2 separate regions of the Homo sapiens genome follow, and region 1 is linked to region 2. Evidence: chromatin loops called from intact Hi-C (ENCODE). Cell type or tissue: PC-3. All regions are shown on one strand. Each heading gives the region's core, and the rest is flanking DNA. Links, peaks and the distances in the headings are about the cores only. Region 1 overlaps PELI2 (pellino E3 ubiquitin protein ligase family member 2). Region 2 holds the start of LOC124903320 (a long non-coding RNA gene).

Region 1 (15,657 bases), core at 3,471-11,470, 540 kb after region 2:
GTGAAGTAGACAATAAAAGAAATAATCTATCAGTAGCAGAAAAGAGTAGGATTTGGAGATGAAGACCCAGGTTCAAACTCAGCCTCCCCTTCTGGTGAGCCAACAATGGCAACAAGTCACTGACCCCTCTGGGAACTTCCAGTCCCTTATTCATTAAGATATTTGGGCCAGATCATGAAGGCCTGATAAGCTGTGTTGAGTTTGAAATGTTGTTTCAAGGGCAGTGAGACAACACAGAAGTAGTTTCAGCAGGGATGTGTGACACGATCAGATTTGTGTTTTAGCACCGCCACTCGGGTGCAGTGTGGAGGGGAAGACTGGAGGGCAGGAGACCTGTTAGGATAGGAGGCTGTTAGGGTATCCTGGGGCGAGACGATTGGGGGCCTGACGGTGGAGCAGGAGAGAAGGGGATGGACTCCAGAGATGCGTAGGAGGTAGAAATGACCAACTGGGTAAATGATTGGATGTGGGGCTTAAGGAAAGGGAGGCAACAAGGATGATGCCAAAAGTGAAAGTGTGAACTGGATTACAGACAAGGTTGTGTTAGTGATGTTAGCAAGAATAGTTTCGGTGCAGTTACGGGGGTGAATTGCCATATTTTAGATGGTTGGTCAGTGAGGGGGTAACGAAATGGAGACAGTACAGGAAGACTACTCTTTCAAGGAGTTTGGCTGTGTTAGTCTGTAGTGGTAAGTGGAAGGAGATGAGGAGCAAGAGGAGATCTTTAAGACAGGCCATGTTTGAATGCCAACCTAAGAAGCCAGGGAAGAGGAAACGGAGTAGCTCTAGAAGAGGGGACTAGGGGGTAAAGAGATGCTGATGCTCAGGCTCAGGTGGAATGCTAGCTTTGGATGGATGTGGGTCCCCAAGGCAGAGTAGCTGTGGGGAGGAGCTTAAGGCTGAAGCCTGGATACTTGGATTTGGATCCTGCCCCCATCTGATTAGACCCAGTTGCCTTCTCTGTAAAGTGGGTCACTAAGAACAATATGACATTATGACCATGTTTGTTTTTCCCTGTATTCCACTGCATTATCTTTATACATATTTCCTTAAAATAACGAGAAAGCAAGAACCCATGGGGATTTTTCAAAGTGAAAATCCCTGTGCTGAGTAGTGAGATCTTGACAGTCTCCCCTTGCTTGGCTCCTGGAACACTGGAAACTGGACCAGTATCATCCCCAGGAGGTTTGAGTATTCTTCTCTGAGGAAATCAACCACATGGAGAGAAAAAGACCTTACAGATAGCAAAGGGTAAGGATCCTGCTCCCTCCAGTAAAATGAATGGGACTCCCAATAACCCAGTGTTAGGCCTGCAAGAAAGAACTCCTGAAAACTAAAATTTAGTAACAAAAGATTAAAGCAACTCTTAAGATTTAAAAAAATCCCTCAAAAAGTAGAACAATTGGGGGGGAAAAAGAATATTTGGGAAATTTGGGAATCAATTCAGGAAGTCTGACACCCAACTAATGTGAGTTACAAAGGTAGTAGTGGGCAGAAAGTTATAGAGAAGTAATTCATGAAATTGATGTACCTCCAGATAGAAAGGGTGCAGCAAGTACAGGAGTGTTTTGCCTTTTATTCTACCTGTATTGCCGAGGGCCTACCAGAGGACAGGCTGTGTCCAGTGCACTAGAGGCACAGGAGTTGGGGGGAAGCAGACAAAAACCCGTGCCATTGTGGAGTATATATTCTGTTGGAATTACATTAACAATTTTTTTAAATGACTCACACCAGGGCACTTTATTGTGAAATTTCAGAACACCAGGGATAAAGGGGAGATAGTAAAAATATCCAGAGAGGGGAAAATGAGGTTTGATTTAAACGATCGGGAATCAAATAGCATTGGAATTCCTAATGATAAAGCTGCACGCTACTTTTGAGGGGAAATGAGTAAATGAGTTCCAGCCTGGTTCTGTACTTAGCCCAACAGTCAAGTACAACGGTGGAACTAAGACATTTTAGATCCATAAGGACTAAAATAAACTATTTAGCTGCTATAAGGATACACTCCACTAAAATGAGGGAGCAAAATAAAGAGGAAGACAAGTGATGAAGGAAACGAGATCCAGCACAAGAAGGCGGCAAAGGGAATTCCCAGGATGGTGAGAGGCACAGAGCTCTGTAATGGCCTAGCAATCAGCTTCCAGGTAGGCAGAGGCCTGTGGAAGGAATGGCTGTGTGCGAGGGGTCCAGGGAACAGGAGGACCAACTGAGTGGCCACCTCATGGGTTCTGTACAGAGGATTTTATAGTTGTGTCAGAAGGTTTGGGGATGAATTAGTAATAGGAAAGTAGAAAACCAAGAGACTATGAACAAAGTTATAATTCCAAGAGAAACAGAGTTATTGAGAAAGGAAATACACTCATAGTGCACTACAGACTCTGCTGTGAGCATTATATACCATAGTCGTAGCCATGAAAACAGTGACTATCAATTGAAAACAAAATTATTTTATATTAGCAGCTTGGGGGAGGAGAGTCTGTGTGAGGAAGCTAAAGTCTCATCATGTAAAATAGGAGGTCAAAAGTAACATGTAATCAAAAAGAACTAAAAGTAGAACTGCCATTTGATCCAGCAACCCCATTACTGGGCATCTACCCAAAGGAAAAGAAGTCATTCTATGAAAAAGACACTTGCACATGCATGTTTAGAGCGGCACAACTTGCAATTGCAAAAATGTGGAACCAGCCTAAATGTCCATCAGTCAGTGAGTGGATAAAGAAAATGTGGTATATATACACACCATGGAATACTACTCAGCCATAAAAAGGAACAAAATGAAGACATTTGCAGCAACTTGGATGGAGCTGGAGACCATTATTCTAAGTGAAGTAACTCAGGAATGGAAAACCAATTATCGTATGTTCTCAGTTGTAAGTGGGAGCTAAACTATGAGGACCCAAATGCATATGAAGGATGTAATGGACTTTGGGGATTCAGGGGGGAAGAGAGAAAGGGAGTGAAGGATAAAAGACTACACATTGGGTACAGTATACACTGCCCAGGTGATGGGTGCACCACAATCCCAGAAATTACCACTAAAGAGCTTTCCATGTAACCAAACACCACCTGTTCCCCAAAAACTATTGAAGCTGAATAAATGTATTTCTAACTTCCTTTTTATGACTCCTTTCATCCGTGGCTTATTTTAAAGTATCGAATTTGATTTCCAGATATTTGCGAGTTTTCTAGATGTCTGTCTGGTTGATTTCTAATCCATTGATTAGAAACAGAGAACAACAACAGAAAAAAGAAAATGAAGGGAGTAACTTGGTAGGTCATGTAACACAGAACCAACCTGCCAGGGGAATGTGTGATTCCCCCTTGATATAAGATGCAGAATGGCAGCCATCACTTGGGAGTGTGTCTTTTGAGAGCCTCCAGCTGTTGACATCTCTAAGCAGATTCCAGCTGTGAGGGGGTTGGGATGACGTTATTGCAGTGAGGCCCCTGATGGAGCTAACAGGCACTGATCTCTGCAGGCTTTCTCCTTGTTTGAGAGGGTTTAGAGCATGAGAAGCGCCTGGCCCCAGTTCCTGGCACTTTGTGATCTTGGGCAAGTGAAGTCACAACTCAGTTTCTCTATCTGTGAAATGGGGATAATACTACCTCCTTCTAAGGTTGTTGTGAAGAGTAAATCAGTTAAGGTAATTGAAATCTTTCAAATAGTGCATGGCACATAGTAAGCATACTGGGGTTTGTTATTTGTTTACTTTTGTTAACCTTTGCATTTTTGGGTCATTATTATTGTGTTGTTTTCTTTATCCAGTTCACAAGAATGGATCAGTACCTCAGAAGTGGTTCTTTGAAGTATAAAAGGAGTGACAAAAATAAGAAAAACTACAGCTCAAAATAACATAAGCATAAATAGTGAAGGGAAACCCAGTGTCATTATAAAATGTGAATCTTAACATCCAGGGACCAGTTAATCTTTCAGGTTGATAATTTTAGTCAAGTCACAGAAAAAGAAAAATTGTAAATAGAAAGTATCATAATGACTTTCTGAAAATTGAATTTTACTTGGGAGGTGATTTATTTGTCCGTGGTCTCCAGTGCTTTCTCTTTTATGAAACTTTGTCAAATAGGGGCATAAAACCCCCAATGCTTTTGAGTCATTTTCAGACAGAGTACAGTGGCCTCTCCAGTAAACCAGTTGAGTCTTCCCAGATCAAGTACAAAATAGTGTTTTCCAGGGTGAAACTGATGAATTTTGTTACTAAGGGCCCAGAATATAGAACAAAACCTCAGAGGCATCATTCATAGTTACATTCATCCTAGCAAAAGTAGATTTGCTGAGAAGTTTGCAACATCAACCTCCAAACTGATGGCAAACATATTCAAAAGGAAAGAGGAACAAGCTTTTGGCAAAATCGTTGATCAAATACTGCTGTTGCATGTGACGTAATATCAGGGGTATGCAATGTGGAAAGCAGTCATGCATGAATGAATATTTCACTTTATAGTTTGTTGAATTCACTGTGTAGAATATGAATCAGTCCTTAGAATATGTGTAACACACGAGGGAGAAATGTTCAGTGACTTTCTGTAATCTTTGTCGTTGAAACCCTTCGCTTCAGGAGAGATTCTTTTTGTTGTTTATTTGGAAGGCACTGATAATGAACAAAAGGTTCCCAGACATTCCTAATGACAGGGCACCAGCTGAGTAGGCAGCAAGGAAGATGCCACTCTGCTAATGCTCATCCTCCCTCCACTTCTTCCACCAAGAGCAGGATGAAAACTCCATCACTGAATGTGTATTTTCCACTGGGCTGTGTAAATAGATTCTCAGCAATTAAATAGCTCAGCTTTTCTCCATTGAGTTGTGCTAGCTGTTGAGGAGACCTTTTTGGAATAAGGTATGAAATAAAATATTTCTTCATGGTCTTGATATGAGTAAAGACCATGTCTGTGATAATCAGTTGGCTTAGACAGATGGCATATTGCATAGGCTTTTCTCTTTTCAGACTGAATCTGTCTCTTCCTGGTCAATGACAGAAATAAGAAATAGAATTTTTTAAAACTGGATAATACTGCTGAGACTGGATCACTAAGATCTGACTGTTTACTAGCATGTATGATTTTCATCAAGGAAGCATAAATGTTGGGCATATGTAACAACTGGAGGTAAATATAAGCAATAAATGAATGAAGAATCTATTTCCCACTTCTCTTAATTCGAAACATTGCATCTCCCAGACTTAAAGGATAACTTAGGTTTCCAATAAATTCCAAGCGAGGCGTTTAGTAAATTTTTCCATAATATCTGGGTTCATCCTTGGTGGAAATATCTGTACTCCTTAGTAGAACAAAACACTGCAACAGTTACCAACAGTCTGTACAGTGCATGAGTTGTGATTTTCTAATTGATGTTAATGAAAATATATTAATTAATTAGCTTAGATGTGGAACCAGAATATTACTCAAGCTAAATGTGTCATTGAACCCAAATGAAAGATTGTGCTGATATGGAATACTTAAAATTAATTTAAAAATATATTTTATCAATATTTTTCTAAAACATGTAAAACCATGTATGATAAACATGTAAAAATTATTAATTTTATAATTATCTATCTGCATGTCTACAATATGCCCATTAAGTGAATTCCTGGTTGGCAAAATTTGGAATATATGCCTTAAGGGTTGGAGAGTTGTTATTCTGGCCTGGTGTTTATGTGATTCTATACAGGCAAATTTTCTTTCTTTGGGAACTGTTTCTTCATCTATAAAAATGAGAATAGCCAGATAGTTTTACTAGTCAAAATAGCAATACTACAACTCTCTGTCCACAGGTTCTGCATCTGCAGATCCAACAAACTGAGGATCACAAATATTTGGGAAAAATAACAATACAACAAAAAATAATACAAATTTTGTATTGTATATCAATAAGCATAATAGCTATTAACATAGCATTGGCATTGTTTTAGATGTTGTAAGTAATCTAGAGATGATTTAAAGTATATGGGAGGATGTATTAATACATATATTATATGCAAATACTATACCAATTTATGTAAGAGACTTGAGCATCCTCAGATTTTGGTATCTGCAGGAGTCCTGGAACCAGTCCACCATGGACATTGAAAGATGACTGTAGCTACTAAACTAATAGACTTTTCGAACTGCAGAGTGCCTTTGAATGCCATAGATCATATAAATCTTAAAGTTACAGGAGACTTCAGGAGTAATCTACTTTATCCTTCCTCTGCAAGCATGGATCTCCTCTGGAGTGCACCTGGTGCGTTCTCCATGTACTTTCTCTCATGGGGCAAACAGAGGTTGTAAAGTTTGCTATGACTTGACAAGAATAACAACTCCATTACTGGGCAACTTGGTACCATTTTCAACAGCTGTAACTGTTACAAGGTTTATATATTTACACTCAAATCTGATCCCCCTTCCCTTTAACCGTAACTTTTATACCTTGGTTTTGATTCTGTCCATCACAGCCAAACAGAAAAAGTCAACATTTTCTCTAATGTTAATAACTACTTAAGCTGCTAATCTTCCCCTAAGACATCACTTCCAGGGCAAGTTGCACTAATTCTTTCAACCCTTCCTCCTGTGTTTCCCATGTCCTTCTCCTTTCTGGCCTCTCCGAGCCTCTGCATTTGAGTGCTCTTCAGGACAAGCGTGGTCTACCAGTATTGATTAGAGTGATTTTTTTGTGTTGTTTCTCTGTTAAAAGCAGTGTTTACGGACGTAGGCCAACTGTGTACCAGGAAGTATGGGCTTGACATGGTTATGCATTACTTTATTTAACCCATATTACTTTGCAAATAGTTTTGATTATCTGTAGTACGCTGGGAAACTAAGACTCAAAAGTTAAGTAAATTGTTCAAGGTAATTTACCTAGGAAGTAGCAGCGCTGTGTCTCCTATCCCATTTAATTATTCCATCATACATTGACTTATATTGTGCAATTTTTCTCATACTTACTATCTTGGCCACGTTTCCTTTTTAGAATTTAAGAAATATTACATTCTTCTGAAAAACCTTTAAACTATACAGAAATATATAAGAAAAACCTTCTCCACCCCAGTAACCATGTGGTAGTGTGATACGAGAGTACCTTTTTACGTTGTTGGTCTACTGCTTACTTTCTGTACCTAAATAAAATACAGAGATACGAATGTGTACCTGTGTCTCTGAAAAGATTGAGTTAATAAATATAATGGACCTGTAGAATTGTGTCTGGTACACAGCAAGTGCTCAAATGTTGCTATTATATGTACAAACACATACATAATGTGTGTATGAAAATCAACATACACACACGGAATTCTTTCAAAACCAAAACAGGAATGGGAACAGTCTCTGTATACAATGCTTAAACTACTTTTATCACCCAAGATTTATCGTGTATATTCTTCCGATTATTATTTCAGTCAACTGTAGTTTTTCTTTTTGTTGCTACAAAGTATACTCTATCCCCTTAATTTATTTAGCTGTCCCCTTACGGATGGATGTTTAGGTTGTCTGCATGCTGTTAGAAATAGTGGTGCAGGGGACTGCTTGAGCATAGATCTTTATTCATGAGAGTTGATTGTCTGAACCTACACATATAAATGTACATTTATCACTTTAAAAATGCCTTATCTTGTTACATTTGGCCTGTTTTTATAATGTAGTCATTGGGTAGATTTTGACCCTGTCATCAGTGGATTCACTGTCTTTGGTATTGCTTCATTTTAAAAATTGTGATCAACCTACTTTCGTTAACATCTTGAAAATCATGGATTAACACAAGACAGAATTCTGTAGTTGCCACCAGAGGGCTCCTGTTATGTTGAAACTGATTTTATAGGTATAATCATTCACCCAGGTATAAATCTACTTTGGGTATTATCTTCTAACTATATTTCTCCATTGTATGTATAGAAATGTCGAGACAGACCTTGTCAGATGCCTTCATGGAATCTTGTTAAGAAAGTAGTCATTTAGTGAGTAATCTTTGCTACCCAGTCTGGAAGGATGACACTATATTCTATATTTGGAGAAACTTGAAATATAAACGACAGATGTCTATACTTTGGAAAGTGTCTGAAAAATGTCTAAAAATGCCCACTGTTTTATTGCCAAGAGAAGGAAAAGTGTCAGTGCTATTTTGATTTTGTTAGGCTAGCTGCCACGTAACTGGCTCCAGTGTTGATGCTCCATTTGGCAATTTTTTAGCACGATCAGATTGAATATAATCAGTTAAACTATATTTTCAGAATATTTGGGTTGATTTAAACCATTAAAAGTAGTTGCCTAAATGTGAAATACAGTCCAAAAATAATTTTCAGCGTCTACCATGCTGCTATTATGCAACGAACATGTCATATGAGCCGACCAAATATGTGGCTTCTTTGAGCATAGTAAATAATGAGAACATTAAGTTTCGCGCACATTTTAATTTATTCTTTAACTTTTTAAGATCAAGGACTCTGAAGTGAGAGAATACAGATCATTATTCCTTTTTTTTTTTAATCTGAAAGAATTGAAGCACAGAGAATTAAAACAGCCCAGAAAAAGAAGCGATACATCCCGATCATCAGGAGAGTCAGGGAAAGCTTCACACAAGAGGTGGCTTACCGTTCTGCTGAGGGTGACTGTGAGAAGGAGCCTCCAGGCTGGCAGGGAGCCTTGGTGGAGAGGCACAGGAGAACATGGAGGGTTGGGAAGCAGAAGGAAGGCATGCAGGAGCATGGATGGGGAGGCTGACCTGAAGGGTGCCATGAGGAGGCCGGATCCTGGAGTCTTGAATTCCAGGCCCAGGAATTTGGCCTTGAATCTGCAACATGAGAAGCTGGTTGGGAGGTGTAGAGAAAAGGGGTGACTCTAATCAGGCTCAGGCACAGAGGAGACACCGAGAGGGCTGTTGCTGCTCCTTAGTATTCTGGGGCTTGGCTGTTGAAAACCCTCCCCGGGGGTTGCTGAATGCCATGAGAAGGGCAGTCCATGTGCTGCGGCTGCTCCTGCCATGCCACTTGTAGAGGATATCATGTTTCTTCTTAGGAAGTCTCAGGGAAGCAGGGTTAATGGTCATTTCAAAAAGTAAAATGCACATCTTCTCTCCCAGTTTGTGTCCAGTTTTGGTGTTTGTGTTTCCGTTGGGCCTTTCCCACAAAGGCTTGAGTACTGTTAACAGGTAATCCCTGTCATAGTGGTGCCGTGAATTGGCCATGGGATATAGATTATGTGATGCTCGGAAGTGTGTATTGGCTTCAAAAGATTGGTACAGGTCTCTTTTAGTTTCCAAACATTCACATATGAGAATTCTAAGCTTAAGGAATTAACGTCCACTAAAATTCAAGCGGTATTGAGCATTTACTCTGTGCCAGGCAGGGATAGGGGTGGGAGAGAAGAAAAGTAAGGCCCTGTGCCCTGGGCATTAATGGTTCCCTCTTTCATTTAACATCCTTTACATATATCATGCATTTGCCCATCCACCCTCATCACATTGTTGGTTATTCTTATTTACATGTTTGTTAACATCAGTGTGAAAGCCTCTCCTCCCCCAGATAACGTTTTCCCTCCTATTTAAATCCTGCAGCCTCAGCATCCCCACCAAAGACCACTTCCTCCTCCATTCAACTCTTCCAAGGTGCAGTCAGTTTAATTCAACGGATATTTCTGGGACTATTAGGTGCAGAGTCCCATGTGAGTATCTAAGGGACAAGAACTGTTCTTTGTAACCCCAGTACTGAGCATGCTCCAGGTGTGTCTCATGAACAAGGAAGGGCTTGTGTTCCCCTGAGGAGGCAATATGGGAATACACACAAGGAATTACACAGCATTTGGGGCAGCAAGTGGCTGACAAAATGTGTGGCTCGTGTGTTCAGCTCTGTGGGAACTCAGGTTAGAGACTGAGAGTGACTGACACCAGGAGTGTGTCTCTCACTGCTCTGTCCCATCAATGTGTGCCCTGACTCAGTCACTGAATAAAGGATCACACATGCCTAGCATGCGTCATGCGAATCTTGATGTCACTGAAATATTTTTGAGGTGGGGAGAGCATTTTTGGGAGATCTGTTTGACTTTTGTGCACAGACTAGATCAGAGAAGTGTTTCACACAGGGAGCAAGATCAGTGCTCTCTCGTGTTCTCTAAGGGGCAGAAGTCCCCTTTGCCTGTAGGTTTTGGAATGCCCTATCCTCCTTACTGAGGATGCTCCAAATGGGGCTGTATCCTCTCCCTCTGGTAATGCCATGTTTTCTGCCCAAACTTTGGCTTCAAGCTTATTTCCAAAAGCCATCGGCACTGGCTGGACCTGTGGAGCACTGCCTGATGCACTGACGGTTCCTACTGAGAGCTTGGGCCACACTGGAAACATTTCTATTTGTTGATGGGGGTGAGATTTCAGCCAGGTAAGTCAATACTAGAAGTTATATGGTGGCTTAGATGAGGTTTTCTAGAAGCAAAGTGTATTAGTTAGGGTTCTCTAATGGGACAGAACTAATAGGATAGATGAATAGATGAAAGGGAGTTTATTAGGGGAATTGACTCACATCATCACAAGGTGAAGTCCCACAATAGGCCATCTGCAAGCTGAGGAGCAAGGAAGCCAGTCTGAGTCCCAAAACCTCAAAAGTAAGGAAGCCGACAGTGCAGCCTTCAGTCTGTGACCAAATGCCATAGAGCCTCTGGCAAACCACTGATGTAAGTCCAAGAGTCCATAAGCTGAAGAACTCGGAGTCTGATGTTCGAGGGCAGGAAGCATGCGGCATGGTAGAAATATGAAGACTAGAAGACTCAGCAAGTCTCCTCATTCCACTTTCTTCTGCCTGCATTATTCTAGCTGCACTGGCAGCTGATTAGATGGGCCCATCCAGATTGAGAGTGGGTCTGCCTCTCTCAATCCGCTGACTCAAATGTTAATCTCCTTTGGCGACACCCTCACAGGCACCCACCGAACAATACTTTGCATCCTTCAGTCAAGTTCACACTCAGTATTAACCATCACAGAAAGCCTGTGCAAGTGATTTACTGAAGAAGTACTGTCAGGAGAAACCAGGAAGGAGGTGAGGGAAGCAAGTGAGAGCAAGGGAAGAAGCTGGGAAAGAGTGCTCTTAGCCCAAGTCTAGCCTCAGCCTGACCCCCTGGGGAGCTCTGAGGCCACATAGCCACCCCACGTTGAGCAGGGGCTCAGCCCTCTTTCCTTGGTTCTGAGCTACAGGCCGCCCCTGGGGGCACCATCTCCCAGGCATTTCTGGACTAAGTGGGCCAAAGAAAGTTCTCTGGAGAAGGGTTTGTCTGTGAGCTATTAGTAGCCAGCACTCAGCTGCTCACAGCGGGCAGCAGGAGCTCAGCCTGGGAGGGCCATCGGCAGAGGCTCCTTCAGAGCCAAGTTGACATTGTTACTTCTTCTGCCTCCTTCCATTCACAGATGCAATTATCCTCCTAGGAAGATAGTAGCATAATATTTGTGTAGCACTTTGAACTTAAAAAGCCAAGCTTATTTTCTTATTTTATTTTATCCCTGCAACAATCCTGTAAGGCGAGCAGGGTAGTTGCTGAGTCTTTACAGTCAAGTGTTCTAGTACGCGAAGCTTAAATGACTTAAGATCAAGCAGCCGTAGTTTCTGCTGAGTATTCTGTTTGATCCTTGCAGCAGTTCGTTATTGTTACCCTGTTGGTTGATTGTTGTGATGCAGGGAGGTGGAGTGACACACTTGTGTGCTCATGGTTGGTATGTAGTGCACTTGTAATTGTGAGCCCCTGTTTGATTCCACACCCTGTTTCAGTCTCGTCATACCCTGCAGCCTCTGCAATTGGTAAGCAAAATCAAGTCCAAAACCCAAGTTTTTGACACGAACTACTCTTGGAAAGAGGCTGCTAAGCATAAATGTTGGGGGACATTACATCTAAAATGTTAGCTGTGCTAATTATTTAAAGCTAGCATAGCATAGCATATCAGGACAAGTTGTTAAAGCTTCACATCAAGAGTAGTCACTTGGGATGTTTTAGCTATTCAATTTGTATTCATCTTGGATTCTTATCTAGATTGACATGACAGCTTGAGGTGCCAAACGTATACACCGTAATTCTTTTTTTTAATAGTGAAGCATAAATGGATTATGATGTAGGACTTTGAGAATTGTTATTAGGTGAGTTTGACAATAGCACAGGGTAATAATGTCTCAGACACCTAGGATACTTGGGAGAATAGGGTATTCTGCTTCAATAATTTGTTTGTTCAGCAAACACTGAATGCTCTCTGTACCAGAAATTGTGCAGTAAGGAGGTAACAATTCATAGTCAAGTAAATATAGTTGTCATAGCCTAGGGTAAGGGTGCTATAACAGTAGCCAGACTTGATAAAAAGGAGTTTAGGCCTTTAAAATTATTTTCATAGCTAATGGTAGCACACTCCTGTTTTAGAGTAATATTTCCCAAAGCAGAGGTGTTCCTATACCTTGTTCATCAATATCACAATGTCTTACTGGGACACCTGTTGTATGTAAACTACTGTAACCCATTCTGTTACTTGCCAAATCAAGAAGCTTTGAAAGAAGTCTTAGAAAATATAGTTGTAAAGTTATTTATATAAAATCACATTTAACCTGTAACGTATTGTAAGATGAGTGTTGGTGAAACACCTTCTTTGTCTGGGGAATAACCTGTGGTTTGTTGCCTTGAGCCAGGAAAGAATTCAGAACATGGACACATGGGTGGGTTAAGGAGCAGGAAGTTTAGTAGTGGAAAGGTGAGAGGAAGAGGAGAACAGCTTCTTGCAAGAGAGAGGAGATAGAGGGAGAGCGAGACGTCTGGAAAAAAGGAGGATCAATAACAAGTTCTGAAATTGAGGCAGTAATTAATATCCTACCAACCAAAAAAAGCCCAGGACCAGATGGATTCACAGCCAAATTCTACCAGAGGTATAAAGAGGAGCTGGTACCATTCCTTCTGAAAGTATTCCGAACAATAGAAAAAGAGGGACTCCTCCTCAACTCATTCTATGAGGCCAGCATTATCCTGATACCAAAACCTGGCAGAGACACAACAAAAAAGGAAAATTTCAGGCCAGTATCCCTGATGAACATCTATGTGAAAATCCTCAGTAAAATACTGGCAAACAGAATCCAGCAGCACATCAAAATCCACCATGATCAAGTCAGCTTCATCCCTGGGATGCAAGGCTGGTTCAACATATGCAAATCAATAAACGTAATCCATCACATAAACAGAACCAATGACAAAAACCACATGATTGTCTCCGTAGATGCAGAAAAGGCCATCGATAAAATTCATCACCTCTTCATGCTAAAAACTCTCAATAAACTAGGTATTGATGGATGTATCTCAAAATAATAAGAGCTGTTTATGACAAACCCACAGCCAATATCACACTGAATGGGCCAAAGCTGGAAGCATTCCCTTTGAAAGCCAGCACAAGACAACGATGACTTCTCTCACCAGTCCTATTCAATATAGTATTGGAAGTTCTGTCCAGGGCAATCAGGCAAGATAAAGAAATAAAGCGTATTCAATTAGGAAAATAGGAAGTCACATTGCCTCTGTTTGCAGATGACATGATTGTATATTTAGAAAACCCCATGATCTCAGACCCAAACTCCTTAAGGTGATAAGCAACTTCAGCAAAGTCTTAGGATACAAAATCAATGTGCAAAAATCAGAAGCATTCCTATACACCAATAACAGACAAACAGAGAGCCAAATCATGAGTGAACACCCATTCACAATTGCTGCTAAGAGAATAAAATACCTAGGAATACAACTTACAAGGGATGTGAATGATCTCTTCAAGGAGAACTACAAACCACTGCTCAAGGAAATAAGAGCGGACACAAGCAAACGGAAAAACATTCCACGCTCATGGATAGGAAGACTCAATATCGTGAAAATGGCCATACTGCCCAAAAGATTCAGTGCTATCCCCATCAAGCTACCAGTGACTTTCTTCACAGAATTGGGAAAAAAAACTACTTTAAATTTCATATGGAACAAAAAAAGAGCCCAGATAGCCAAGACAATTCTAAGCAAAAAGAACAAAGCTAGAGGCATCACACTACCTGACTTCAAACTATACTACAAGGCTACAATAACCAAGACAGGATGGTACTGGTACCAAAACAGATACATAGACCAATGAAACAGAACAGAAGCTTCAGAAATAATACCACACATCTACAACCATCTGATCTTTGACAAACCTGACAAAAGCAATGGGGAAAGGATTTCCTACTTAATAAATGATGTTGGCCAGGCGTGGTGGCTCACGCCTGTAATCCCAACACTTTAGGAGGCCAAGGCAGGCAGATCACGAGGTCAAGAGATCAAGACCATCCTGGCCAACATGGTGAAACCCCGTCTCTACCAAATATACAAAAATTAGCTGGGCATGGTGGTGCACACCTGTAGTCCCAGCTATTCGGAAGGCTGGGGCAGGAGAATTGCTTGAACCTGGGAGGCAGAGGTTGTAGTGAGCTGAGATGCGCCACTGCACTCCAGCCTGGTGACAGAGCAAGACTCCATCTCAAAAAAAAAAAAAAATGGTGTTGGGAAAACTGGCTAGCCCTATGCAGAAAGCTGAAACTGGACCCCTTCCTTAAACCTTATACAAAAATTAACTCAAGCTGGACTAAAGACTTAAACATAAGACCTAAAACCATAAAAACCCTAGAAGAAAACCCAAGCAATACCATTCAGGGCATAGGCGTGGGCAAAGACTTCATGACTAAAACAACAAAAGCAATGGCAACAAAAGCCAAAATTGACAAATGGGATCTAAGTAAACTAAAGAGCTTCTGCACAGCAAAGAAACTATCATCAGAGTGAACAGGCAACCTACAGAATGGGAGAAAATTTTTGCAATCTTTCCCGTCTGACAAAGGGCTAATATCCAGAATCTACAAGGAACTTAAACAAATTTACAAGAAAAAAACAACCCTATCAAAAAGTGGGCGAAGGATATGAACAGACACTTCTCAAAAGAAGACATTTATGCAGCCAACAAATACGAAAAAATTTCCATTATCACTGGTCATCAGAGAAATGCAAATCAAAACCACAATGAGATACCATCTCACACCAGTTAGAGTGGCGACCATTACAAAGTCAAGAAACAACAGATGCTGGAGAGGATGTGGAGTAATGGGAACGCTTTTACACTGTTGGTGGGAGTGTAAATTAGTTCAATCATTGTGAAAGACAGTGTGGCAATTCCTCAAGGATCTAGAATCAGAAATACCATTTGACCCAGCAATCCCATTATTGGTTATATACCCAAAGGATTATAAGTCATTCTACTATAAAGACACATGCACACATTTGTTTATTGCAGCACTATTTACAATAGCAAAGACTTGGAACCAACCCAAATGCCCATCAGTGATAGACTGTATAAAGAAAATGTGGCACATATACACCATAGAATACTATGCAGCCATAGAAAAGGATGAATTCATGTCTTTTGCAGGGACATGAATGAAGCTGGAAACCATCATTCTCAGCAGACTAACACAGGAACAGAAAACCAAACACCACATATTCTCACTCATAAGTGGGAGTTGAACATTGAGAATGCATGGACACAGGGAGGGAAACATCATGCACCAGGGCCTGTCGGGGTGGGGGTCTAGGGGAGGGATGGCATTAGGAGAAATACCTAATGTAGATGACAGGTTGATGGGTGCAGCAAACCACCAT
Region 2 (15,657 bases), core at 2,892-10,891:
GTCTTTCCTGTGCTATTCTCATGATAGTGAACAAGTCTCATGAAATCTGATGGGTTTATCAGGGGTTTCCACTTTTGCTTCTTGCTCATTTTCTCTTTCTGCCGCCATGTAAGGAGTGCCTTTCACCTCCTGCCATGATTCTGAGGCCTCCCCAGCTATGTGGAACTGTAAGTCCAATTATACCTTTTTTTGTTCCCAGTTTCAGGTATGTCTTTATCAGCAGCATGAACCCGAACTAATACAGGCTATGAATTAGAAATCAAGATTTGGCTTAAGCATCACCTCTGCTTTGAAACTTTCCTGCCCATGTGTGGTCTGGCTATCTAAATGTCACATCAAACCTCCTTCTCCCTTACTGCCTCTCTACTAGAGGGGCTGAAAACCAAATATTCACTTTTCCAACTTCCCTTGCAGCTAAAAGTGGCCATGTAAACTAGATCTGGGCTGTGACCCCTAAATAAATGTCTGCAGGGGAGGCTTCTGGAAAAGCAAAAGTTCTCTTGATTTTTTTTTTTTTAAAAGAAGAACACACGAGCTGATCCAGCCCTTTTGCCTTTTCTCCTTTTCTTGCCTTGAACATAGACACGATGGTTGGTGATGCAGCAGCCATCTTGTGACCAAGAAGAAAGGCCAAAAGAATTGCAGGAGAATTGGCCCTAAAATCAATGAAACTCTCACCCACCCCTTTAACCTCTTGTCTCCAGACTTCTGGGTATGTAAAAACACAACACAACAAAACAAACAAACAGAACAACAACAACAACAAAAACAAAATAAAAACCTAAGACCAAATACCATTGATTTTGTTTAAATTGCTCTAGTGAACTGTAGGCAAAATAAGTCCTGCTACATCAAACTGGGCAGAATCTGGTAGTCCTTCCTCTGAGTTCCCATCTCACATGTTGCTTAGGTCTACGTTCAATTACCATTGAGTATTTGTTATTTTTGCCTGTCTGACTTTCCTGATACTGTGAGTTCCCTGGAGTCAGGGATGACTATGTTATCCACTTTGGTGACCCCAAATCTACTACTATGCCTGGCAATGTTAGCTGCTTACTAATGCTTTGTGAAACTTATTAGTAATGCTTAGTGAACAAGTTAATGGCTGACTGAATGTGGTTATGTGGAGGGTGATGTGGGGGAGGACTCATTTGGGGGAGGAGTCATTAGTGGCAGTGAGAACAATGAAGAGATTTTAGCAGTGAGAATCCAGGGAAGAGGTGATGAGAGCCCAAACTACAAAAAGCAGGACCATCTCAGGAGAGATAAAGGGATGGGTTCAGGAGTTACTTAGGAGGCAGAAGAGATAGGATCTGGTAGGGGTGAGGGTAAGAGTGAAAGAGAAGAGGAGCTCAAGGATGGCTGGAAGATCCTTAATGTGTGGTGGATTTGGGCATGCACTAGTCCTGTGATCTTGGGCAAGCTCTTCAAACATGTTGGTGCCTTTGTCACCTCATCTGAAAAACAAGGATAACAGTAATGTGCACTTCTTAGGTTTGTTGTGGGAAGTAAATGACTTAGTGTGTGTAAATTGCTCATATCGGTGCCTGGCACAGAGTAAGTGTTCAGGCTATGTTTTCAGTTACCATCATCATCATCACCGACTTTGGGGCAGGATAGCAGGAAAGTGAGGAGACTGTTGAGAAAGGAGGGTGACAGTGAGCAGGAAGGGGCAACTCAGGAGGAATGAAGAGGAAGAGGTAGGTTGGTAGCAGTGACTTTAGGATGCTAAACACTTCCTCTCTCTTCCTTGGAAACAAAGATTTCATTTAAAGTGGGACTGCAGGTCATTTAATGAGCTCAAAAGGAATGGGATTAGGGACAGCCCGCTTTTATTCAAGGCTTGTGTCAACGGGTTATGCTGCTTTGATTATTGTTTTAAACATGTCCCAGGAGGCTTGGGGCGAGAAAAGAAGTGCTGAGGATGCTCATTTGTAATGTGAAGAATTGTAAGCTATTCTGGGGCGCAGTAGGAGTCTCAAGAGGGTTGTACCTAACAGATTTCTGCAACAATTAATGAAGCCCAACAGCAAGAATATCATAAGAGGCACAGTATGAGGGCCATTAGCTTCAAGGCAGTGGAGGATCCTGCATGATTAGGCAGGATGAAATGGTAGGGCAGAAACCACACTCAAACTACGGCAACCGGGGGCCATGTACCAGCTTCCACGGGAACAGTGAGCTCCCACTTATGACATGCCTAAGAGGGTCCAGTATTTTACACGTTACTTTCATCCTCTCGATTTCCCTGCAAGAGTGGGCTATTATTATGCCCATTTTAAGAATGAGGAAACCGAGGATTGAATAGATTAAGCAACATTTCCAAGATGCACAAACCCAGAAGAGGTAGGACTAGGATTCGAGTCAGGCCTGGCTACCAAAATGTGGCTATTTCCTTCTCACTGTGTTGAGCCGCAGGACACTGACATGCAGGAAATTTTATTTGGTGAATTTTTTTCTCTGTATTACAGGAGGTGTTTTTCAGCTCATACTCAGTCTGGAAGTTTACTTGCTGCTGGCAAGAGCAGAGTATAAACACTAAATCACAGGCTGAGGATGGATAAACACTTCATCATCGCTAAATCACAGGCTGAGGATGGAGGGCCCAGCGGGAGACATGGCTGCAATGCAGGGAGGAAAACCTCACACTGCATGTGATGGTTACTTTTTTTTTTTTTTTTTTTTTTTGAGATGGAGTCTTGCTTGGTTGCCCAGGCTGGAGTGCAGTGGTGCTATCTCCATGCACTGCAAGCTCCGCCTTCCAGGTTCACACCATTCTCCTGCCTCGGCCTCCTGAGTACCTGGGACTACAGGCACCCACCACCATGCCCGGTTAATTTTTTGTACTTTTAGTAGAGACGGGGTTTCACCATGTTGGCCAGGATGGTCTTGATCTCCTGACCTCGTGATCCACTCGCCTCGGCCTCCCAAAGTTCTGGGATTACAGGCGTAAGCCACTGCGCCTGGCCATCATGGTTAATTTCATGTGTCAACCTGGTGCCCAGATACTTGGTCAGACATTATTCTGGGTGTTTCTGTGAGGGTACTTTGGGATGAGATTAACATCGAAATCTGTAGACTGAGTAAAGCAGATTGCCTTCCCTAGTGTCGATGGGCCTCATTCAATCAGCTGAAGGCCTGAATGGAACAAATACTCTGACCCTCCCCTGAGTCTTTCTGAAGGAAGTCAGACCCTCCTGCCTGATTTCCTTCAAACTAGGATAGTTGCTTTTTCCTGCCTGCAAGACTTAAACAGAAACATTGGCTCTTCCTGGGTCTCCAGCTTGCCGACTCTCCCTGCAGACCTTGGGACTTAACCAGCTTCTGTAATTGCATGAGCCAAGTCCTTATAATAAATCTCTTATAATAGAATCTGTCTACCCTATTGGTTCTATTTCTCTGGGGAACCCTGATGATACACTGCTGTATCTTATGTGTATATGCCAACAAGTGGTGGTAAAGCAAGAAAGTGCCTTTCCCTTCAAAATGGAAACTTTCTATAGAAATATGTGGACTTGGAGCAGATATTAGTTATTCCTTGCATTTAGGGTATGGACCCTGGTTCAAGGAAATGAACAAGTCAGGGGGCAAGGCATTGATGAACAGGGCAGTTGATAGCTCTTTTGCTCAGGCCCCAGAACTACTACCACCAGACTTCTATCACAGTCCCTGTGAATGCTCTGTTGACCACGCTGGTGTCTGATGATCAGTCTGGAAGCTCTCCCTCCCTCCTGGCCCCAGGATGAAGACAGATGGGGAAAGGGCACACGTTGCATGGAACAGAATCTGCAGAAAATGCAAAACCAAAGAAAAGAAAGACATTTCCTTTAGCCATATCTGGCTAAAGTTGTTCAATTCCAGCAAGGAGAATTTGGAAATTAATGTGAGTCCACCCTAGTACAGATTATTTATCTTTTATTGTATATAATTATGATTGATAACTGTAATGATAGGAATATAGTAATAACAGTGGTGACCATGAATTGAATAATTGCAATGTTTCAGCTGCTGTGCTAAGTACTTTCAGGATATCATCTCATTAAACCTTCCACTAAATGAAGTAGATTCCATTTTTATCCCATTGTACAGATGAGAAAACTGAGACCCAGAGAGATTCATTGACTTGCCCAAGATCATACAGCTACTAAGTGGCTTAATCAAGGCGTCACCCAGGTAATGTGACACTAGAACCTCTATGCTCTTAACCTCATTCCCTAGAGTGAATGTGGTCATTCTTATCTGGTTCTTTGTGCTGGCTTCATAAAGTTAAAGAACCCTCTTCAGTTCTTGAATAAGGTAGCCCTCAACGGACAACTGCAGTCAAGATTTGGGTGTCCAGACTGGACTGAGGAGGTGCACAGCTTGCCTATTAAATGCTGCCTTAGCTAAGCTTGTCCCAGCCAGGTGAGCCATCTTTTCAGGTTCCCACTCACAGTAACATTTGCTGCTTCTTAGGATGTCAGCATTGTAATCACACCACCTTTAAGTAGACAGCCTTTGGTTCCAAATTCTTGTTCTGTTCCTCAAGCTGTGTAGCCATCAGCGAGTGGCCTAAACTTTTACAGCCCCAATCTTTGTACCTGTCCAGCAAGGATTCTAACACCTTCTCATAGATCATTGTGAGGACTATAGGATAAATGTGGGTCAAGCATCTTACACTGCCTGGCACGTAGACAGTACTCAATGAATGTTCATCTCCCAGCGCAAGAGCTGTATCTTCTTGGTCCTGTACATTTCACCCACCATCACCTAAGACTTGGAGACATCATTTTTTTCAATGTGCATGAATAGAATCCTTCAATCAGATATTGTTGAGTGCAAATATGGTGGTGCAAATACGATGCTAAGCACAGTGAATTAGGCCTCTGGTTCCCAAGTGTCCCTGGCTCCTGAGGTGGGGTCAGCATGGCAGGTCCCTGGTTTGTTACAGTTTTGTCCACCCTTGGTGTGGGCTCACAGGGAAGGCTGGAAGCTTTGAAGAAACTGACACTTGGATGGAGTCTGCTGTGTGCACTTTAGGGACTGGAGTATGAGTTCTCCAAGCTCATTGCAGAGAGGCATGCACGGGCTTGATTGTGTGGGCTGGTATCTCACATCCCAGGGCATAACTATTGAGAAAGACCTTCCTAGTATGCAGGAAAAAGAATTATAGACTTCTGCCACTTGGAGGTGGCAAGGATGGTGTTTTCTTCAGCAGTAGGAAGGAAGCATCAGGATAAAGAAGTTTCTGTAGTTCCTGAATACCATTTTACTTTCTCTCCTACTTATTATTTCATAAGGCCTAATGGGATGTGGCAGACTCTTGACTCCTCCATGAAGTGGAGACAGGCCAGCACCTGCGATGAGGGCTGCCTGGGTGACTTGTGGTTGTGTCAAAAGTGTTTGCTCAAGAATAAGCTGTTTGCTTTTCATCCTGACGTCTGCTAAGCCCAGGTGCTGGAGCTATTTTTGGTAGCTGACTTCAGGAATTACTTTTCGCTATCCCCAGGCAGATCTCATAAGCCCATAATTGCTGTGAACCTCTGTGTGTGTGTGTGTGCGCATGCACTCAGGTGCATGTGTGCTTCATAAGCTTGCTCACTGATAATAAGCCAGATTTAGAGTCTTAAAAAGCTCCCTATCTGATTTTTCCACACTTTCTTATGACCACTAGTTCCTCTTTAACCACCAGGGATAAAGTCTTTGAGGAAGAGAATTGTTCTGAGCAACGCCTGGTCTAATGTGCTCTTCTGATTGCACTTAGCTCCCAGGGTTCCTAGGCTGGACAGGCAGACTTTATAGCATCTGAAGGAGCATCTGGAAAGGACACCCTGCAATTTTGCACTTCTTGTCAGGCCAAGGTTCTTCTGCTTTAGAAATGAACCCTAAGACAGGTCATAAGCCAGGCCAAGGAGGGAAAAATAACTGGAAAATAAGGAAAATTGAGAAAGAGAAGTAGATTTTTTTTTTTTTTTTCTGAGACAGGGTCTTGCTCTGTCACCCAGGCTGTAGTGCAGTGGTGTGATCATGGTTCACTGCAGACTTGAACTCCTGGCCTTAAGCGATCCTCCTGCCTCAGCCTCCCAAAGCACTGGGATTACAGGCACAAGCTCCTGCATCTGGTTGAAAGTAGATTTAAGTAAAGTACATGTTTTTCAGTTAGATACAAGGAAGAATTGTCTCCCAGCAGGCTCAGAAATCATAAATGTGATCCTGAGGAAGTGAAAGACCACTCCTAAAAGATGCCATTAACAAGCAGCAGCAGCAGCAGCAGCAACAACAACCACCACCATGACATTTTAAAAGGTCTTACCTCACACCAGGCACAGTGCTCAAGCCAGTACTGAATGATTCATATAGTGGTTATTGTATCTCTATGATATATACAGTCTCAACCCCTTTTACACATATGGAAATGGAGGCTCATGGTTTAAGCCACTGGCTCGAAATCACAAAGGGGTGCATGGTGGCACCAGGCTACAAATGTAGGTCTGACTCCAAATCCCTAGGTAGTTTTCTGTCTCGGATTTTGATTAATAGGCTCCAAAGCAATGTCAGTGTGAGATGATTTGGAAGTGGAATCCATATTGTCTATTTTACAAAGTAGTTATCCAGATACATGAAATTACCTGTGTGAAAGCACTTTGAGGAGCATGCAGTACTGTTCAAGTATAAAAAGGCATCATCATCATCATCATCGTCATTGTCATCACCATCATCGCGGTCACTTAATTTCTCCAGCTCTGCCAATAGATTCTTATGGCATTTCACATATCCAATCACTAGGGGGAGGCAATAGACAATGCATATAAGCAAACTTAGTTTTGGAAGGAAAGTTTATTTTTCCTGTAAGTGATGCTCAGAGATTTAAAATAAATAAGCAAAGGTTTGTATTAGGGACTGGCAGCCATTCCCGTCAAGGTTTGATCTTGTGCTTTTGTTGAAGTGTTTCCCTGAGGGCATCTTCGTCTATCACAAATACTTATGAATAGTGGGTATTGCCCAACAAAGGCCTGACATCGACTTTTGTTTCATTGTTCCTGCTTCTTGCCTTCTTTCCCCACTGTGATTCTGCCTGTGATCATTTCTGCTTTCGTTGAGGTGCAGTTTTTCCTTTATTCTCCCCATTCCATTTGACTATGGACCGTGTTTGTTGGTCATCTGAGGCAGAGCCAGTAGGGCATGTTCCTGATCTCTCCTGTCCCTTAACGGTGCTGCCCTGGGGTACCTTTGGCTTCCATGGAATCTCTTCCTCAGTCTTGGGGTTCCTGAGGTGACCTTCTTGGCTCTCGTATGCAGACCATTCTGACTCTTCCTACATCATTCTCATCCACACTTTTCTTACTGTGGCGATGTTGACTTCTCTTTCCATCCTTCTGGAATTCCACATCTGCCTTCATTTCCTTTCTGCTAGGTGGAGAGGATGTTGGACTAGGAGTTCAGGTCCTGTGAGTACTACTTACTAGCTAGTTGGCCTTGAGACACAGGAGGACCCCACTGAGCCTTTGTTTCAGGGATCATTATAACTTCCATGTCTACTTCCCAGGCAAAGGACTATTTATTTTGTAGCCTAAATTAATCGGCCTAGGCTGTTCATGTAGAGTTATCTAAATAGTTCATCTTCTTTTCCATTTCATGTATTTCTGTGGGTCAGTCCCAAGGTTCTCATAAAGAAGCCCTCTCTGGTAGTGTCTGCACTGTTCCACCAGGTGCAAGTGATCTGCCAGCCAAAGTAGATTCTGCTGTGGCTTCCCTGGAAACCAAAGCTGTATGGGGTTGTGTCTTAGCTCATTAGGGCTGCTATAACTAATTACCATAGACTAGATGGTTTATAAACAACAGAAGTGTATTTCTCGCAGCTCGGAGGTCTAGAAGTCTGAGGTCAGGGTGCAGCATGGCCAGGTTCTGGCAAGGCCAGGCCCTCTCCTGGGTTGCAGGCTGCTCACTTCTCTTTGGGTCTTCACATGGGAGGAAGAGAGCAAGAGCGAGAGCGAGGACGAGAGGGACAACTCTCTGGATCCCTTTTATAAGGGCATTAATCCCATTCGTGATGGCTCCACCCACATGACCTATTTACCACCCAAAGGCCCCACCTCCTAATACCATCACATTGGGGATTAGGATTTCAGTGTATGAATTTTAGGGACACAAACATTCATTCCATAACAAGCTGTGCTGCCAAGGGGAAGTGCAGCTGTCTCCCCGGTGTGTTGCCTTCTGCTAGAAGGGTTCCAAAGCAGTGTTGCTTGAACCTCCATGAGCTAGAGTTCCCATTCCTCTCAGTTACCTCTCTCTCACCTACAGGGCTGGCTGGAGGTGGATTCCTGTAGTATCCCCCATACTTTCATTTTTAATAACTTCTATTCTCCTTTAACAACCAAGGACCAATCCATTGTGCCCAACTGTCTCTTTCCTTAGGATGAGTCCTACCTTCCTTCACCCTTCTGAAAATAGACTATTTGCCAGGCATGCCTTAATACTTTAAAGTCCATCAGGTGAAAAATCTTGAGTTCTTCCCAGGAGACTTTCCATGTATGTTTCCTGTTGTCAGGCCTGTCCCTGTGGCTCCTGAATATATCTAAGTCCCAGCGGTGGACAACAGAGAGCTCTGGCTGAAGACAAGAGTTCTGTTTTAGTTAAAAAGAGTTTCATTGTCATCAGAACTATCTTTCTCTTGTCTTGTCCTTTGTGGCTCTTCTTCCTTCTTCAGCATTTCAACCTTGATTTCTTTCTTTCATTTTAAATACCACCATAAGGTGTTTAAAACTGAAGGTGTGTCAAAATGACACAGGATTTGCTTCAAGGGGCTCCCCTGGACAAATTTCGGACAACCTGAGAATCAAAATTAGTAATAACAGTTATGAGTAATAACTCATTGCATTAAAAAAGAACCTATCCATCTATATTTATACTAAATAAAAGGGGAGGGGAGAAGGGAAAGCCTTTCTTTGTAGAAGAATGCCAATTAATAAATACAAATGATAGAATTACAAAAGCACCATTTTCAACCACTATGGTGGTTGAAATAATTATTATTGTAATATTATTACAATTATTTTTATTAATTTTTATATTATTTTAATTATTACATAGTAATAATTCAGGCAAGAATTATTAATGGTTTCTAAAACCATTGGCTGAAATGTTGTTGGGGAAGAGGATGTTCACAGTCTCAAAGTATCGTCCCATAGATTACTTACTAATTACAAAGGGAAAAGGGAACTTTTATGGTGGAGAAATTTGGCAGATACTGCTATAACTAAGTGATCAAACTTAACATCAATAATAGACAAATCATCATTATGGCCTCTGATGTGACATATGAGGACACAACACCACCTGCACAGAATTCCTGCCAAAAATATTGAATTTGAATCTAATCAAGAATAAACAACCAAATCAACCCAAATTGAAGGACATTCTGCAAAGCAACTGGCCTGGATTCTTCAAACAGTCAGTGTCATAAAAGACAAAAAGTCTGGGAACTATCCCAGATTAAAAGAAACTAACAAGACATTCAACTAACTGCTATCGATGTGTAATCGATGATTGGATTTTGGATACTGGAGGAAAATTGGACTCTAAAGAATATTATTAGCACAAGTAAGGAAATTTAAATGTAGACTACAGTAGTATACAGTTAAAAATGGTAATTTGGTTAATATAGAAAAAGTTAAAATTAAATTTAATATTCAGTATTTATGCATGTGTGTCTCAAACAAATAATTTCTGTGTTGTTTTAAAAAATCTCTATCTTATGGGCTGCCATATCTTATGGGCTGATCCTTACTCACTCCTTCTCTATTCTTCCCTCTCAATTTTCTTTCCTTTACTTTTCTGTTAGAGGGAACTAACACAGAAATAAGGGAACATAACCAAGAAATGGCCGTTTGAAGGGTACCATGATTAACTGGTGTTTCCCTTTGGGACAATTGTGGTATAGACAAAGCCTTTCATGGCCAGAGCCACTTCTATTTTTGTTGGACAAGTGCTTGCATGACACTAGCTTGAGTTATTTTTACTTCCTTTGGGCTCTGATGGTTGACTTACTTGAAAAGCACAGAATTTCCTTTCTTTGCTCTTTCTGGCTCTGTATCCAGGGCAGGAGCCTGAAATCAGGGAGGCTCCATAAAAGGGTCATGTGGATTCTGTAGCTCCTTGGATTAGACCATGGTCGGTGAAGCTGGCAGTTCCTTGCCAAGAAGAGAAAAGCTATTGTTTAAAAAAAAATTATTACTATTATTTATTATTATCTGAGTTCCAGCAGTCAAAATGCCTGAAGGAGGATAAGGTTGATTTCATAAACAATAGAATTAAAAAGAATGAATAATTATGTAAGGACAGCCTTCTTGCCAAATACAAATCTTTTTCCTGGCTTTGGAGGCGTTTCCTTGGTTTTGCTTTTTGAGTTAGTGGAGGAGATAAATTGAATTTGATGTCAGGAGTGTTTTAGAGAAAGGATCACACTGTCAGAGCCAAGCCCCTGGTTGGGGGGATGATGATAGAGACCCAGAGAGGTCTGGGTGATTCTTGAGCATAGTAACTTGCACTTCCCTGCCCATGGTGCAGCCCAAGGAGACCACATACTTCTTAGAGCTCTTCACAGGCAGCCTGGCCCCACAGCGGTGGAGAAGTCACATATGACTGGACAACAGCCAGAGGGCTCTGACGTTAGCCTCATGGAATCCTGATACCCCATCTTAATGCAAAGAGAATATCCAAAGGTCCTTATGCCTCCTGAAAGGGCAGGGTGGAGCTGAGAGAGGACTACAGTGGTAATGGGGAAGACACAGTGTGCTTGGACGTTTATTTAAACTTGGCAAGATGAAATTCACTACCATCAGCAAAATGGGGGCTCACATTCAGAAATTAAAATTAATTTCTGATTTATATAAAGCTAAATACTTTTATTTAAATATTTTTATGTAACTAAATTTGCTATTATTTAAAATTAAATAATAACAATAAAATTTCTGATTTATATAAAATTAATATTCTACTTTGACAGTTGGAGGTTGTGAAATTTGAATGGCTGTGCTTATTTTGTTGGGTTTAGCTGGAGCCTAAATGAATGAGAAGGCACTATTCTGGTGTTACCCATAGCAGACAGTATCTGAGTTTTCTTGGCTTGTTTTGGTTTGGATTACATGATTTCTCAGGACTATAAGACTGGCTATTTCAGCCCATTTCTCCTGGTTCACCTGGGATTCCTGAGACATAAAGAGGGCTACTGGTGGCTTGTGATGGGTCCTCCCCCTTTTCAGGCCTCATTACTCATCCTCAGTCTGCACCCAGTGGCCTGAGCTGTGAGAAGATGGGTGCTATGGTTTGAATGTGTCCCCCGAAGTTCATGTGTTGGAAACTTAATCCCCAACACAACAGTGTTGACAGGTGGGACCTTTAATGGATGAATGTTGTTATTGTGGGAGTAGGTTTGCTATAAAAGCAGGTTTGGCCCTCTCTTTTGTCTCTCTTGCCGTATGATATCTTCCACCATGTTATGACCCAGCAAGAAGGCCTCACTAGATGCCATCCCCTCGATCTTGGACTTTCCAGCCCCTAGAACCATGAGCCAAATAAATTTCTGTTCATTATAATTTGCCCAGTTGGTAGCATTCTGTTATAGTAGCAGAAGATGAACCAAGACAATGGGGATGGCCGTAAAGGCCCTGGGGGCAAAGGAACATGAGGGTGCCCACAGGAGAAGCTTATCCTCAGCACCTAAGAAGTAGGAGGCTCTCTTCTACCCTAGATGGCAGGGGTACCTGCTGCACATTTTCTTTCAGCCAGGCAAAGCCTACCTTACTTTCCTGGCAGGCAAGGATGCAGAGCTGCGGTGAGTATGGAGCATGGTAAGAGGCATCATCCACAGATGCGAGCTCCCCTCCTCTTCCCTATCCCCTGTCACTGGCAGTTACATAATCTCTCTTTACAGTGTGCCAGGCCGCACTGGGAGGCTGCCAGCTGTGGGTGCCCTTTGGTAGTTGTAAGGGAATCACACAGGCGAGTATGACCTTTGGAAATACAAGGAGGTTACTCGGGAGTCTGTAGCTTTAGGATCCTTGGGGAGACTGCAATTCAATCTGTATCCTGTGGCTTTGAGTTTTAAATCTCAACTAATAAACTCTCCATTACATGAAAGACTCACTGCTGCAGGAAACAGAATGCACCGTTTTGGGGAGGAGAGCGTAGGGCAGGGTGCCTCCTTCATCTCCAGAACAGTGTTGTCTGTTACTAAATGGCTTAGGACAGCAATGAGGTGAGGAGCTGGCCTTTGGCAGTTTTGGTGGTCTGATGAGTGGTTTATCTATTGTCAAAGACTCTTATTCCCTCTCCTCCTCAGTCCTCCGCTGCTCTCAGTGCTCCAGGCAGTGACAGCTGGATTCTGCCTGGCTGTGCTTGCCTTTTAATGGAGGTGTAGCCCTCTTTAGACACACACAAAGCAAGGGTCAGCTCCCAGCCCTCCAGGAATCTGGCTCTGTGGTGAGGGGCCTGCTCACCAGGCACCTACCCTACAAGGAGTGTTGGGTTCAGGGCACAGATTAGCAGCCAGTTCCTTTATCCAGAAAAATGGGAATGACATGGGGCTGGAGGAAAGCATGAAGGGAAACAAGATAAAAGGACACACACACGATAATGAGAATAAAACGGTACAGGAAATCAGGAGAATAAATGAATTTGTGAATGATGAGGGCTAATGCAATTGCACTTTACCTCCCAACTTTTTGGCAGCTACGACAAAAAATGAAGTATAATAATGGGAAAGAGAATTTCTATTAGTAATGATAGCTAAGATTTTCTGCCTTCTAGGTACCAGGCACTGTTTCGGCACTTTACTGGGATTGTCTCATTTTATTCTCACAAGAGCTCTGTGAGGAGGTACTAGTTTAATGCCTATTTTACATATGAAGAAACAGAGAGGAAGGTTACGTAACTGGTAAGTGGTGGACCGAGTTACGACATTACTCTGTCTGACTCCAAAGCCCAACCTCAAACTCTCAACCTATGCTATATATACTGCCTCAGCATATGGAAAAGGGGATGCATAGCTCTTTCTGTCTTCATCATCAAACCAAAATCTAGATTGGGGTCCCCCACTGGCCCAATGGGCCAACCTGATTTTACCCAGTCACTACTGTGTCTGTAGACAGAGAACAGAAAGCTTGTCTCAGGGAGCAGGTGCAACGAGGCAATGGGAGTCGTTGCCATTCCAGAAGGTCACTTAGAGGCAGAGGGGCAGGGAGACCTTGCTTCATTTCAGGCTTCCTGAACTTTAGATTTTTGCCTATTCCAGTGATGAATTCAGAAGTGAGGACAGCTATGTTGAAAACTAGGCATGAGGAGAAACAATTTTTTTTTTTTGAGACAGAGTCTCACTTTGTCACCCAGACTAGAGTGCAGTGGCACGATCTTGGCTCACTGCAACCTCCGCCTCCCAGGTTCAAGTGATTCTCCTGCCTCAACCTCCCGAGTAGCTGGGATTACAAGCATGCACCACCACACCCAGGTAATTTTTGTATTTTTAGTAGAGATGGGGTTTCTCCATGTTGGCCAGGCTGGTCTCAAACTCCTGGCCTCAAGTGATCGGCCCACCTCAGCCTCCCAAAGTGCTGGGATTACAGGCATCAGCCACTGTGCCTGGCCAAAACAATTTCCTTTAATTAAGTATCATGTCATTTCACCTGACACATCTCAGGTGCCCTCATTCTCTTGGCCTCACCTGTGTTCCAGACTCAGGGCTTGCTCCATCTCAGTTGCTGCAGTGACACTGGCTCTGGCAAGGCTCTGATGTGGGGCTGAGGCCCAGAGTCTTTCTGCCTCCTCCCTGCGGCACTGCTGGACGTGAATGAGCATCATGCCACAAGATGTGCCATCTGGATCCCCTGGGGGCAATAGGTCTTTTAATTTAACTCCGAAATTCAAAGTGTGACTGTGGGTCACATTCTACCAATGAGAATGAAGTTAGGTAAACAAATTCCCTGTCCATTCTTCTCTTTGATGGACATTTTTTCTCTATATAGCTTGGCCAGAGATGTCTTGTGTGGTCAAGAAGGTACACGAGTTGGGGATTGAATGCATCTCTTGAAACTTGTTGAGGAGCAGTGGACAGCATTTACTCTCCATCCTTCCCTGACTTGCTTTCCTTTTTCCTCAGGTGCAATGCCCTGGCACTGTACTTCCTAAAGCATTAGCCCTTAATCCTTGTCTCAGGACATGTTTTCAAGGAATTCAGGCTGAGAGTGCTCTAACATGGGTTTTAGAGTAAAAAGTGAAATTTCTTCTGAACTTTTCCTCTAGATTACTGTCCTGTCCCATTCAGTTTTAAGGGAAGATGACTTTGGTTGATGGATTAGGCTGTCCAAGAAGCAAAGAGCCCTGTGGCTCTGATGTGAGAGGTATATACTTTGCTTGGGGAGGGGGGTCTGATCTCTCAACCTCAAAAGCTCGACGTTATGCTATATATATATATATATATTTTTTTTTTTTTTTTTTTTTTGAGATGGAGTCTCGCTCTGTTGCCCAGGCTGGAGTGCAGTGGTGTGATGTCGGCTCACTGCAAGCTCCTCCTCCTGGGTTCACGCTATTCTCCTGCCTCAGCCTCCCGAGTAGCTGGGACTACAGGTGCCCACCACCACGCCCAGCTAATTTTTTTGTATTTTTAGTAGAGACGGGGTTTCATCATGTTAGCCAGGATGGTCTCGATATCCTGACCTCCTGATCCGCCCGCCTCGGCCTCCCAAAGTGCTGGGATTACAGGCGTGAGCCACCGCTCCCGGCCACAGTATATGTATTTTAAGCACCAGTTTGTTGTTTACCAGACGAACATGAGAACAGCACAGACCCACTTCCCTCCAGACGTCCAAATGGCTGTGTATGTTTCAGGGACAACCAAGATGAGACAGACTGACGCATTTGGAGTCAAAGACTGCTCAATGGGTTCTTTTGGGACAGAGGTATATCTAGTCTCTCCATGGTAAGTTTGATTGGGATGAACAGTTCATTTCTTTGCTGCTTACCTGGTCCTGCCTTGACGGCCCCATCTCTTCTCTTTTGTCTGTGCCCTCTGCCTTCACACACGATTGTAGTGAGATGATCCAAATTCCTCTGGCTGAGCCTTGTGTCTCTCCTTCCTAAAAAGCTAAGTGGTGGTTCAGCCACGGAGGACTGAAAATCTGTTGTGAATTGGTGATATTAGAAAGTTGCGGCCACAACTTTCCATTTTAATCACTTAGAATGAGTTCCCTTGCTCTGATGTCACTGCCAAATTCCTGTGGGACTCTTCACAGATGAATTCCAGATAGCTGAGCATCTTGTTGTCAAACAGAAAAATAAGAACTGGAACATTTTTCCCCACTGGGTTAAGAAAATGCTGCAAGTGAGATGTCCTGGTTTCCCATGACAACGCCCCCTCCTTTAGCCAATCACTTTAGCTAGTCACATCTGTTGGCCCCTGGCTATAGAGAAGTCACTGTGAGGAACCGTGTGGTTGCTGGAGGCTTGTTTTACATACCCGTTTCTATGGGTTCTCACACAACAGTGACACAACCTAAGATTTCATGAGCTAATGGATCTCTGAAAAGCCAATTTAAATTTCCAGGGTTTATGAAATGTTCCTAAGTGGTTCTGTAGCTATTACAGTGAAAATACCAGAGCAAAGCCACCCTAGAGCAAAGCTGT

What was found. Hi-C counts contacts between places; a loop is a spot of excess contacts. Peaks named below come from ENCODE experiments on the same cell type or tissue, not always from the same donor. Only the 100,000 strongest peaks of a DNase experiment are listed, where the experiment ranks them.
Region 1: a loop joins it to region 2, with 3 times the contacts of the local background. A loop is called at or near these places in 3 of 110 quality-filtered maps.

What each region holds. Positions count from the first base shown.
Region 1 is chr14:56,239,910-56,255,566 of GRCh38, forward strand. The region is part of intron 2 of PELI2 (pellino E3 ubiquitin protein ligase family member 2); the gene reads left to right. Among named protein-coding and RNA genes, the nearest start is that of LINC02284, 63 kb to the right of the region's middle. RefSeq lists an enhancer at 10,661-11,161. In PC-3, for the core only: CTCF peaks have their summits at 7,762 (motif pointing right) and 7,976; DNase peaks (open chromatin) are centred at 4,472 and 7,772; H3K27me3 peaks cover 2,930 bases.
Region 2 is chr14:55,700,762-55,716,418 of GRCh38, forward strand. LOC124903320 (a long non-coding RNA gene) reads left to right here and starts at 14,740. Exons shown (of 2, transcript XR_007064179.1): 1 at 14,740-14,953. In PC-3, for the core only: a CTCF peak has its summit at 6,762 (motif pointing right); DNase peaks (open chromatin) are centred at 5,420, 6,740 and 10,640.